Regions from separate parts of the Homo sapiens genome. Here regions 2 and 3 are each linked to region 1. The links are chromatin contacts, found by Hi-C in ENCODE. All regions are on one chromosome and are shown on one strand. Each heading gives the region's core, a stretch centred on a gene start or an enhancer-like site at or near the end of the contact. The rest is flanking DNA. Distances are from core to core; before and after follow the strand shown. Region 1 holds the start of SSH1 (slingshot protein phosphatase 1). Region 2 overlaps CMKLR1 (chemerin chemokine-like receptor 1). Region 3 overlaps CMKLR1 (chemerin chemokine-like receptor 1).

What was found. Hi-C counts contacts between places; a loop is a spot of excess contacts on that map. Pooled maps may share reads with other maps.
Region 2: a loop to region 1 is called in a map of ascending aorta, with 3 times the contacts of the local background. The contact joins the enhancer-like site here to the promoter of SSH1 in region 1. A Hi-C loop is called at or near these places in 1 of 168 maps with a recorded cell type or tissue (ascending aorta) and 1 of 50 pooled maps.
Region 3: a pooled map shows a loop between it and region 1 (7-fold over the local background). The contact joins the enhancer-like site here to the promoter of SSH1 in region 1. A Hi-C loop is called at or near these places in 1 of 168 maps with a recorded cell type or tissue (ascending aorta), 1 of 37 single-sample maps with no recorded cell type and 5 of 50 pooled maps.

What each region holds. Positions count from the first base shown.
Region 1 is chr12:108,855,855-108,859,265 of GRCh38, forward strand. SSH1 (slingshot protein phosphatase 1) reads right to left here and starts at 1,729. Exons shown (of 15, transcript NM_018984.4): 1 at 1,574-1,729. The coding sequence starts at 1,642. RefSeq lists enhancers at 425-926, 979-1,028 and a silencer at 1,459-2,198.
Region 2 is chr12:108,308,832-108,312,242 of GRCh38, forward strand. All of the region lies in intron 2 of CMKLR1 (chemerin chemokine-like receptor 1), which reads right to left. Among named protein-coding and RNA genes, the nearest start is that of CMKLR1, 29 kb to the right of the region's middle. Within about 2 kb of position 1,783, at least 4 of the 41 ENCODE cell types and tissues checked have a DNase peak (open chromatin) inside an H3K27ac peak, as active enhancers do; they include ascending aorta, where a contact is called at or near this core.
Region 3 is chr12:108,332,508-108,335,918 of GRCh38, forward strand. The region is part of intron 1 of CMKLR1 (chemerin chemokine-like receptor 1); the gene reads right to left. Among named protein-coding and RNA genes, the nearest start is that of CMKLR1, 5.1 kb to the right of the region's middle. RefSeq lists an enhancer at 1,703-1,852. Within about 2 kb of position 1,809, at least 11 of the 41 ENCODE cell types and tissues checked have a DNase peak (open chromatin) inside an H3K27ac peak, as active enhancers do; they include ascending aorta, where a contact is called at or near this core.

The sequences.
Region 1 (3,411 bases), core at 479-2,978:
CTCTCCTCTCCAAGGAGGGGGCTGTGAAGGTTCAACTTCCCAGCCACTCTGAAAATGTCCCTGCCAATCCCAGCAAAACAAGGCTGAAGAACTACCCTACCAGGAGACAGGGCTGTCAAGCCAAATGCAAACATTATTCTCTTGTCTCTCTCAGACACACAAACCTCCCCCGTGTTATCAGTCAACTTCCCCCACTCCCTCCCACAAAGAAAGGGGCTGAAGAGCCCAGATGCTGGCTGCGGAACTTCCTGGGCCTGGGACCGCAGGGCCGCTCCTCCAGTCTTCTCTAAACACAGCTAAGGGTCTGCAGGCGGACACTCAGCCTTGTTATAGGTAAGAGTTTAGACCAGAGGCCTTGACGGGTTCTTCAAGAGATGGTGGGCAAGATTGCGCGACCAGAGGGTCATCCCTGCAGCTACAGAGGGCTGACCTGCTCAGAGGCCCAAGGCCCCAGCCTAGGACAAGCCAGGCCAACCCTGCAGGCTAAGAGGGCAACAGTGCCCTCAATCAACCCCAGAGGAAAAAGTGGCCAGGCAAACGGACCTGGGCCACACACAGACCCACAAAAACGCGCACAGTGCCAGGACACGCAACCCAGGAATGCACCTATGCAATCACCCAGAATGGGTCACAGCCACACAGAAAGATAGATGCACATAAACACACAGGCCTGAGTGATGTTACAGAAAGGAAAAGCCAGACTAAGGCTGCACGCACAGACGTGAAACACAGCCACACAGAGCCCACAGCACGCTCGGTCACCGTCACACAGTGACACGGGCACGCCTACAGACAGAACTCCAGAGGCGGCAGGCGGGGAAACAATCTCACACGTTTGTAGGGGCACTCCCAGATGCCTGTCTCACGCTGGCACAGTCCCCGGACGGCAGGTCAGCAACAGTCACATCTCACATCGCACAGCCAGGCATACAGGCAAAGGGCCTAGAACTACCCCGGCCACAGGTCTCAGAACCAGCGGCTCACGCAGTCACCCAATCAAGGGTCCCAGTTGCACATCCAGTCACCCCTGGACCCTGGTCACACTGCAGAGTCACTCACAAATGGGAGTCCCGACAGACGCACAGTCCTCCCCAGACAGAGGTCAACCCAAGATGGGGGTCACACCTGAAATCACAGTCCCCACACAATCACGAGGTCACATCTGCACACACAGTCTCTGCACAGTCACCCTTAGGGGTCACAACGCACACAGTCTCCGCCTAACAGGGGTCACCCCAAGATGGGGGTAACCCCCTGATGTGGGTCACAGCGCACACACAGTATCCTGCAGACACTCCCAGAGGGGTCGCACTGCATACACAGTCCCTGCAAAGTCGCCCCCCGATAGGGGTCACACCGCACACAAAGTCCCCGCACAGCTCCCCAAGACAGGGTCACATCGCACACAGTCCTCGCACGGTCACCCCGGTCCGGCTGCCCGGCTCTGTTCCTACGGCGGGGCCCCGAGGAGCCCGCGCAGCCGCCCCCCTGCCCCGCACGCGCGGCCCCAGCTCCGGCGGCCTCGGCGCGGCGTCCGGCGGCCCAGGCCGGGCGCGGCGAGCCCGGGGCTCACCTCGCTGTTGCTGGCCGAGGAGGAGGCGGCGCTGGGCGTGGGCGAGCGCTGCAGGGTCACCAGGGCCATGGCTGCGGCGCGGTGCGAGGGCGCCACAGACGTCTCGAGCTAGAGCCGCCACCGCCACCGCCGCCCGGGCCGGGCCCGGGGCCTCCTGGAGCCGCGCGCGGGCGGCCGGGCCGAGCCGGGCCGGGCCCGCCCCTCCCCCTCGGCGTCGCCACCGCCCCCGCCCCCAGCTCCCGCCTCCCGCGCCGGCGCGCGCAGGCCTCAGTGCGCGGAGTGGGCGGGGAAGCGGGCAGGGCGGGACGAGGAGGCGCGCGTGCGCGGGGGCCCTGAGGGCTGCCCGAGGCCTCGGCTGGTCGATCACGTCCCTCGCGCGCCCGACACACGCGCCCCCGCCCGCGCGCCCCGCTATCAGGCCTGGGACTCGGGGGCGCGCGCGCCGCCCGGAGCCCGTACGCCCCAGGGGCCCTGCCCGCTGCTCTGCCTGGGGAAACTGAGGCCCGGCGACCGTGCAGACAGGACTGTACAGCGACCAGGAAATAAAAGACGTCCTGGGGCCGGGCGCGGTGGCTCACGCCTGTAATCCCAGCACTTTGGGAGGCTGAGGCGGGCGGATTACGAGGTCAAGAGATCGAGACCATCCTGGCCAACATGGTGAAACCCCGTCTCTACTAAAAAGACAAAAATTAGCTGGGCGCAGTGGTGCGCGCCTGTAGTCCCAGCTACTCGGGAGGCTGAGGCAAGAGAATCGCTTGAATCTGGGAGGCGGAGGTTGCAATGAGCTGAGATCGCGCCACTGCACTCCAGCCTGGGCGACAGAGCGAGACTCGGTCTCAAAAAAACAAAAAACAAAAAACAAAAACAGTAAGCAAAATAGATTCGCCTGATTTTGCAGAGGTTAATCAAGTTATTAGGCACGTTTTTAAAAAAGTATTTTGCTAATCTTTTTCAATGAATTCTTTCTGGGTGTTCTGAAACCCAGCCAACTCCTTGGAGGTCAGGGAAGGCTTCCCAGAAGAGCTTTATTCTGAGGCTTGGGCTTGAGCATAAGCAGGATTAACAGGTGAAAGAACAGAGAGACAGCTCTCCAAGCAGGGGGGATCAGCGTGCCCTGAAGCAGGAAGAAGTTTGTCAACCGGAGGCCAGCACTCAGGGAAGGGAAGAGGGGAGGAATGGCTGGAGTCTCCATCCTCTCTGGAAAGATCGCTCCGGCTGCTGCGTGGATGAGGGACCACGGGGCAGAGGGCTGAGGGAGACCAGGGAGGAGGCTGCTGCTGTTGTCCCGGGGAGAGGTGACCAGTTATGGGGATGGAGAGGGGAACATGGAATAAGATACCAAGAAGGCAATTCTGGCTTGACTTAGTAGTAGGAAACTTTTCTTTTAGCCAAAATCTCATCTCCCGGCTCCCACCCCCAACCTCTGCATGTTGCACAAGCACTCGCAAACGCAGTGGTCCCAGCCTGCCCCGCAGCTTAGCAAATTTGTCTTACTGCCCAACAGGAAACCCACGCAGCCTCCTGGATTCTTCCCCGTCCCTCCCTCTGTCCTGGGGCTGTGACCTCCTCCATGTTATTCACAGGGTCTCAGCACGATTCATCTCAAAGGTGATTCTAGTGGGGGGCACTGTAGCTTCTACGGAGCGTTTCTAAGAGGGGATTTGTGGGAATGTTTGTGGTTGTCTTGCTGATGGAGGGGGAGAGCTCCTGGCATTTAGAGTGCAAGAGCCTTGGATGCTAAATGTCTTCCAATGCACTGGACAGTCTCCCCAACAAGAATTGCTCCATTCCCACAAAATGTTTCCTGGGTGAAAAACCCATTTATAGTAATTTGAAGC
Region 2 (3,411 bases), core at 533-3,032, 550 kb before region 1:
ATTAAATACCTATTATGAGCCAGGCCTGGATCTGAGTACTGGGGTTGCAGCAGGGAACAAACCAGACACATCCCTGCCCTTGGAGTCGAGGGGTAGTCGGGGGTGACAGATGCTAAACAGTCAAGTAAACAAATACATAATAAGGAAGACAAACACATCTGGAGCCAGACTGCCTCGGTTTGAATCCCAGCTCTGCTGTGTGACCATGGGCAAGTCATCACACTTCTCTGTGCCTCAGTTCCCTCATCTGGAAAATAGGAGTGATCATTGCTCCTCCCTCACAGAGTTGTTGCAAGGATTGAATGTTGGTAATGGGTTTATGTTGGTAATGTTTTAGAAGCATGCCTGGTTCATCGGAAGCTCTATGTAAATGCTGAAAAAATACAATGAATATAATAGCAGGCAGTGATTTGTGCTGTGAATAAAATACAAAGAGGGTCATCTTCTCAGAGAAGCTTCTTGGAACGCTCTCCCTAACATAGAATTCCCCTCCCCCAGCATTTATGCCCTGTTCCACCTTTGAATGGAGACCTGAATACACAGAGAGGGAGACATGGGCTGGTGCTGTGGAAGAGCATGGTAGGCAGTGGGAACAGCAGATGCAAAGGCAGGAGGATCGCTTGAGCCCAGCAGCTTAGGGCTGCAGTGAGCTATGATTGCACCACTACACTCCAACCTGGGTGACAGGGTGAGACCTCCATCTCCAAAAAAAAAAAAAGCCAGTAGTGGGCAACGTCTAAGGGTCACACTCCTTGCCAAATGCTGTGGGAGTAAGATGGCCCAGTCACTACCTTCATGCAGAGAAAGTGGTTGCAGGAACAGATCGTGGCACAGTCAGTATTCTGAGATGTCACCTAAATTCCAGGCTTCCAGCAAACTGGCCATGCTGGGCTTGCATTACAGAACAGGGGTTATCCACAGTCCCCACCCCTCCCTATTGTTCCCTGGGGTAATAAGCCAGTTGCAATTTGCCATTGAGTTTGTCCAGGGTCTCTGCTGTGGCAGAAATAAGTGCAATCCAGTGAGAGAAAGAGGAACCAAGTCATTCTCATTTTCAGCTTTCATAGGAGAGCACGTATGTCTTTGTGGACATGAAAAATGTTCATAAATGGGTCATTTGGGTCTCCTGCCTGGCCCTGTTGGTCACTGAGTGTGTGGCCCTGGCTCTGCACAAAGTAAAGAGAAAGGGCTGGGGAAATCAGGGGATGCTTCCTGGAGGAGGTGGCATTTGAGCTGAGCCTTGGAGGGTATGAAGCCTTTGCCAGGTGGAGCAGCCGAGGGAAATGACATACCTGCAGAGGAACAGAGGCTTGAAAAAGTGTGGTTAGGGGCTGTGTGTGTGTGTGTGTGTGTGTGTGTGTGTGTGTTAGGGGAGGGGAGAAGGCAGGAGATGTGGCTAAGGAAAGAAGAGGGTTTCAGATTGTGAGATCCCTGCAAGCCATCAACTTTATCCTATGGGCAATAGGGAGCCATGGATGGTTTTAAGCAGAGGGTATCATCCTTCTAAAAAGATTCCAGCTTCTAACCTGGGTGGCTGATGTGGGCACTGCGTTGGAAGAGGAAAGGCTGGAGGCAGGAGAATAGCAAGAGGCCTGGTGAACTGAGGATCCTTCTGCCAGTTCCAGGCCTACCCAGAAAGTGCAGTTTTTGGAGGCTCCAGGCATCAGGATGTCCCATCAGAGAGCCAGGAAGCCAAGCAATCTCTTTATTTTTCTTAAGGATTTTTCCTCAGCCCACAGGGACTGGTTTGCTTCCAGAGCCATTTCCATGGCAACCACCAATGCTCCAAGAAAGGTCTTGAGTGAGCGGAGGAGTGAGGACCAGAGATACTCAGATGGGTCTTCACGGGAAAAGCCAGGTCACAGAGAAGGGCCCATACTGTCCAGTCCTGGGGGCTGGGAGCCATCTTCCCCCGGAGTCCATGATGCCACAGATAAGCTATGGTTGCCATGGTAACACCGAGTCCCCCATCCCCGGGCCTCATGGACCCAGGGCCTTTCAGCAAGGCGGGTAGGCAGAGACAGGAGGGAGGCAGTGCTGAGGGGCAGCCAGAACCTGCAGCTCACCAGGGAGGCACATCCCAGGACACGTGTGTGAGGCAGGTAAGTTCGAAGACCGCCCCCCCACCCCCCGCCCAGGAGATGAGCAGGGTGCAGATGAAGGAGCAGTCAGCAGTCTCTGGGGTCTGGTGCTGGGGTTCTGGAAAGGCATCCCCCACTGCAAATTGATGCCAGATACACACTGCTGCTATGCCTTCAATTCCACCATCAGGGTCCTGCTTTCAACTTTTCCCCAGTGAACTGAAGTCAATGTCGTGATGACGATGGAGAAGCAGAGGCCCACACACAAAGGAGGTTTTTGGCCACAGTTATACAGCAAAATGGCGTCAGGACTGGGGCTCAGATGCCAAAACCATTCCTACTATGTCAGATCCAGTTAGTGGTTGACATGAATGTGTGTATGTGTGCGTGTGAGATATTAACACTTAAAAGTGCTAGGGAGACTGGGCACAGTGGCTCATGCCTGTAATCCCAGCACTTTGGGAGGCTGAGGCGGGAGGGTCACTTATAGCCAGGAGTACAACACCAGCTTGGGCATCATAGAGAGACCCTGCCTCTAGGGGAAAAAATTTTAATTTAAAAATTTAGCCAAGTGTGGTGACACACACCTTTTAGTCCCAGCTACTCAGGAGGCTAAGGTGGGAGGCTCGCTTGAGCCCAGGAAGTCGAGGCTGCAGTGAGCTATGATTGCACCACTGCGCTCCAGCCTGGGTGACAGAGCAAGACTTTGCCTCCTAAAAAGAAAAAAAGTGCCAGGGAAAGGACGCTAAGGGGAAAAGGCAGCATAGAGGGGGAGAGCTGGTGGAGGCAAGAGGCAACAGGAGGAAGGGTGGGCCACTGAGCATGGGCATTAGCCTCCCTTCCCCTTGGACAACCCAAGTGAAGTCAGCGACCCCTGACCCAGGACAGGGCTGCAGGACTCATGGGAAGCCCCAGGCTGGGGGCACGGAAGGACTGCTGGGGGGACCTCAGAGGCCAAGTCCTTCCAAACCAACCTGCTCCCTGTGCTTAAGGAGCCCAGTACCCCGAGCATGGTTCAAAGCACCTGGGCCTCTGCTCTTGCAGGTCCCTCTGCCTGGGGTGTGCTTTCCACAAGCATCCCCTTGCTTCTCCCAGCCTCATGTGCACAAATCCAGGCAGAGCAAACAGCAAGGTGACAAGAGGAAAGAGACCCATCCTGTTACGTGCCAGGCACCTAGCTGTGAGCTTGACACCCCCTCATCTCCTTGTGTCCTGACAATCCATCTTCCCCCTGGCCTGAGGACATTACCTCCATTTCACAGATGTTGAAACTGAGGCTGTAAAAGGAACCAGATCAGGATCGCCAGCCAGTGCCCAGTGGAACCAGGAC
Region 3 (3,411 bases), core at 559-3,058, 520 kb before region 1:
CTTACTCCGGTGGGCACAATCTAATTAGCTTCCAGAGACTATAAAGCAGGCAGAAAAACCTGAAAAGGAGAGACCGGCCTAGCCTCCCAGCCTACATCTTTCTACCATGCTGGATGCTTCTTGCCCTCGAACATCGGATTCCAAGTTCTCCAGTTTTGGGACTCAGACTGATTCTCCTTGCAGATGGCCTATTGTGTGACCTTGTGATCATGTAAATTAATACTTAATAAGCTCCCCCTTTTTATATGTAGAGAGTGAACCGTAAGAGAACCCTCTAAGAGAACCCTGACTAATACATCCTGTCTCTACAAAAAATACAAAAACTAGCCAGACATGGTAATGCATGCCTATAGTCCCACCTACTCAGGAGGTGGGAGGATTACTTAAGCCCCAGAGGTCGAGGCTGCAAATGAGCTGTGATCATGTCACTACACTCCAGCCTGGGTGACAGAATGAGATTTTGTCTCAAAAAATAAAAAATAAATCAATAGGTGTCAAACCCAGGATTAGAACTCACATCTGCCAGACCACAGGGCCTGCCCTCTTCTCACTACACCACACCCTCTCTCCATTGACTTCCTGTTTCTCTGACCCCTGATTTCCAGGAGGAAAAACCAAGTGTGCTCACTGTTGTTTTTTGTACCCATCTCCCCACCCACCCACCTCCTTGCACAAGAGCTGCCCTCAGCAGGAACCCAGGGCTGGAATCTGAGGACCCATGTCCTATACCCCAAGAAAGCAGAACCGATTCTGACATTCTGCCTGGATAGCAGCTGACCTCCCTGCTGAGTCAGCCGCTGGTACTTCCAACATTGCCAGAGACTGTCTATGGTGAAGACAGTGAGGCCCAGGGCACTCTCCACCAGCAGAGCCCAAGACCTCTCCTTGGGGCCAGACATGGAGGCAAGAGACTAGCCCAAATGACATTTTCCAGTCTGGGAACCCAAGATCACAAGGCACCAGACACCCAGATGTGCAAAGGCCAATTTCAAAGCTCACTGTCCCAAAAATAAAAATAGAAATGCCTTCACTGAACTGACCACGTGCTGTACTCAGTGCTTGATGGATATGGACTCATTTAATCTCACCATAACCCTGACAGGCAGGTACTCATAGCATGCCCACCTTATGAATGAGGAAGCTGAGGGGCTCAGGAGGTTAAAGTTCAGAGCTGGGATCTCAACTCTGGAGCACTTGGATCTGGGATCTATCATCACCACAGTGTGCTACCAGCCAACGTCACCCAGACGTCAACATTTCTTTCTCTGATAGCACCACGTAGAATTACTGCCTCTTGATTCCATCTGACAGTGCAAGGATTTCTACTTTTTCTCATTCATACCTGTGTCCATTGCTGCAAAAATCTAGAGGTTCTAAAAAGAAATAACTGGTTTCGTGCTATCGCCTGAAACCAGCATGTCCTGAGTCCGGCGGCAGCTCAAAGTGGCTGCCAATAACAGGGGCTCCTCACTGCATCTCAGTCCTGGCCTACGGCCACCTCCTCAGCAGGGGCTATGGAAAAAGTGCTGGGCTGGAAGCCAGGTGTTTCAAGTCCTAATCTGGCCAAATGATCTTGGGAATGTCACGTAACCAATCAGGGCCTCACTTTCCTCATCTCTCAAATGGGTTCCACAAGGATAGGAATCCTGTCTTTCCATCGTTCTTGCCCTGTGGAGAGCCAGACGTGTAGTAGATGCTAATAAATGTTTGTTGAGTGAATTAATAAAAGTATATGTTACAAGTTTGTCTCTCCTCCCCTGAGGGCCTCAAAGACAGGAAGCAGGTCTGATTCATCTCATTTTCTCACAGTGCTGCAGCTGTTACTCCCACATGCATTTATTCACACAGGAAAGTGCTCCCAGGCACCCACTATGTGGCCAGCCCAGTTGAAGCCTCAGTGTCTTCCAGGACCACACAACACCCTCATGCACTGTCCCTTCTCTTTTACACAGCCAGTGGCTGTAATACTTGGTCACACTGTACTTCTTCACCCCAGGACCTAGGACAACCACCCAGCTGCCTTACAGTCAGCAGCCTTGGCCCATTCTGGGGAGTTTGAGCATGATTCCTGAGCTTTCACTTCCCTCATGCCCAGCCCTGGGGGAGCCCAGCCCAAGGAAAATCCCGACTCTAACCACACCATGTACACGTACATGAACACCAACATTCAAATGTGCAGTGGGGCCCTAGGACAGGAATAAGATGTTTTTCGTTCAAATCCCATTCTTTTGCTATGAGCTGTGTGACCTTAGGCAAGTCCCTTTAGCTCTCTGAGCCTCATTTTATTCACCTATAAAATGGGGATGATAGTCCTGAGGCCTTTCCATGTAGGCTTGTAGGGAGATTCAAGTAGATAATGGATATAAATACCTTTGGCTTAATAACCCGCAGCATGTTCTATCAAACCATTATTCTTATTTCCTTTTTCCAGGGGGAAAAGAGAATGGCAGTTGCCTATGTTTCAGAAAAATCCATGTTTAGGGGCCTGGAGTCTGGAAATTTACTTAGTATATTTGATGGGAATTACCTTGAGGATAGGTGATGTTGTGAGTCCAACATCACCATGTTAACTAAGATTGACTAATGGAAATGTAGACTTAGAATCAAAGAATGGAAGCAACCCAAGAGGTCACCACATTTGTGACAGAGACAGGTAGCTGTCCACAAAAATTCATTCTCCCTGTCCACAATACACGACTGTGGCTGGGAAAGAGCTGCTCTTTGCCAAGAACCTCATATCCTTGTAACTCCATGTCCTGGCCTCCTTTGCAACTAGATTGGCCACATGATAGTTCTCATGTGAGTGGAAGTCATGTCTGCTGCTTCCAGGCCAAAGCAGATAAGCAAATATGCCACCTCCATACTTTCTTTTGTCTTGTGCACCTGGCTGCAGACAATGAGGATATCTGAGGAGAGAGTGGGACCACCAGATGAGTCACTGAAGTACCATGAGGAAGAGGACCACCCTCCATTCAGAAATACTTGCCTTATAATAAAGCTCTGCTTTGCTTCAGCCCTTATGCCTTTGGGGACCTATTTGTTACTGCAGCTACTACCCTAGCTGATATACCATTCGACCTCCTTATTTACAGATGAAATTATTGTGGCCAAAGAGTAAGAGTGCCTTGCCAAGGTCACACAGTAAGCTCAACAAATGTCTAGAACTTTGGTCTCTTAACTCCTTGGAGTAGAGGAGTTGCAGTTTCCTGCCTGCCCCATGGAGCTACAAAGATTCTTAGAGGCCCTTCAGCAACAAGAGTGAGATTTAGTGGCAGCCTGGAGTCTTCCACCTCTGTTTCAACAAGAATAACACCACCTTTATCTGTTTTCAAATTACACTTCCCCATAAGACTTTCATTTGTGGAAAGGATTCTGCAACTGAAAATAATTTCAAAGCCTCCATGCTGGGGG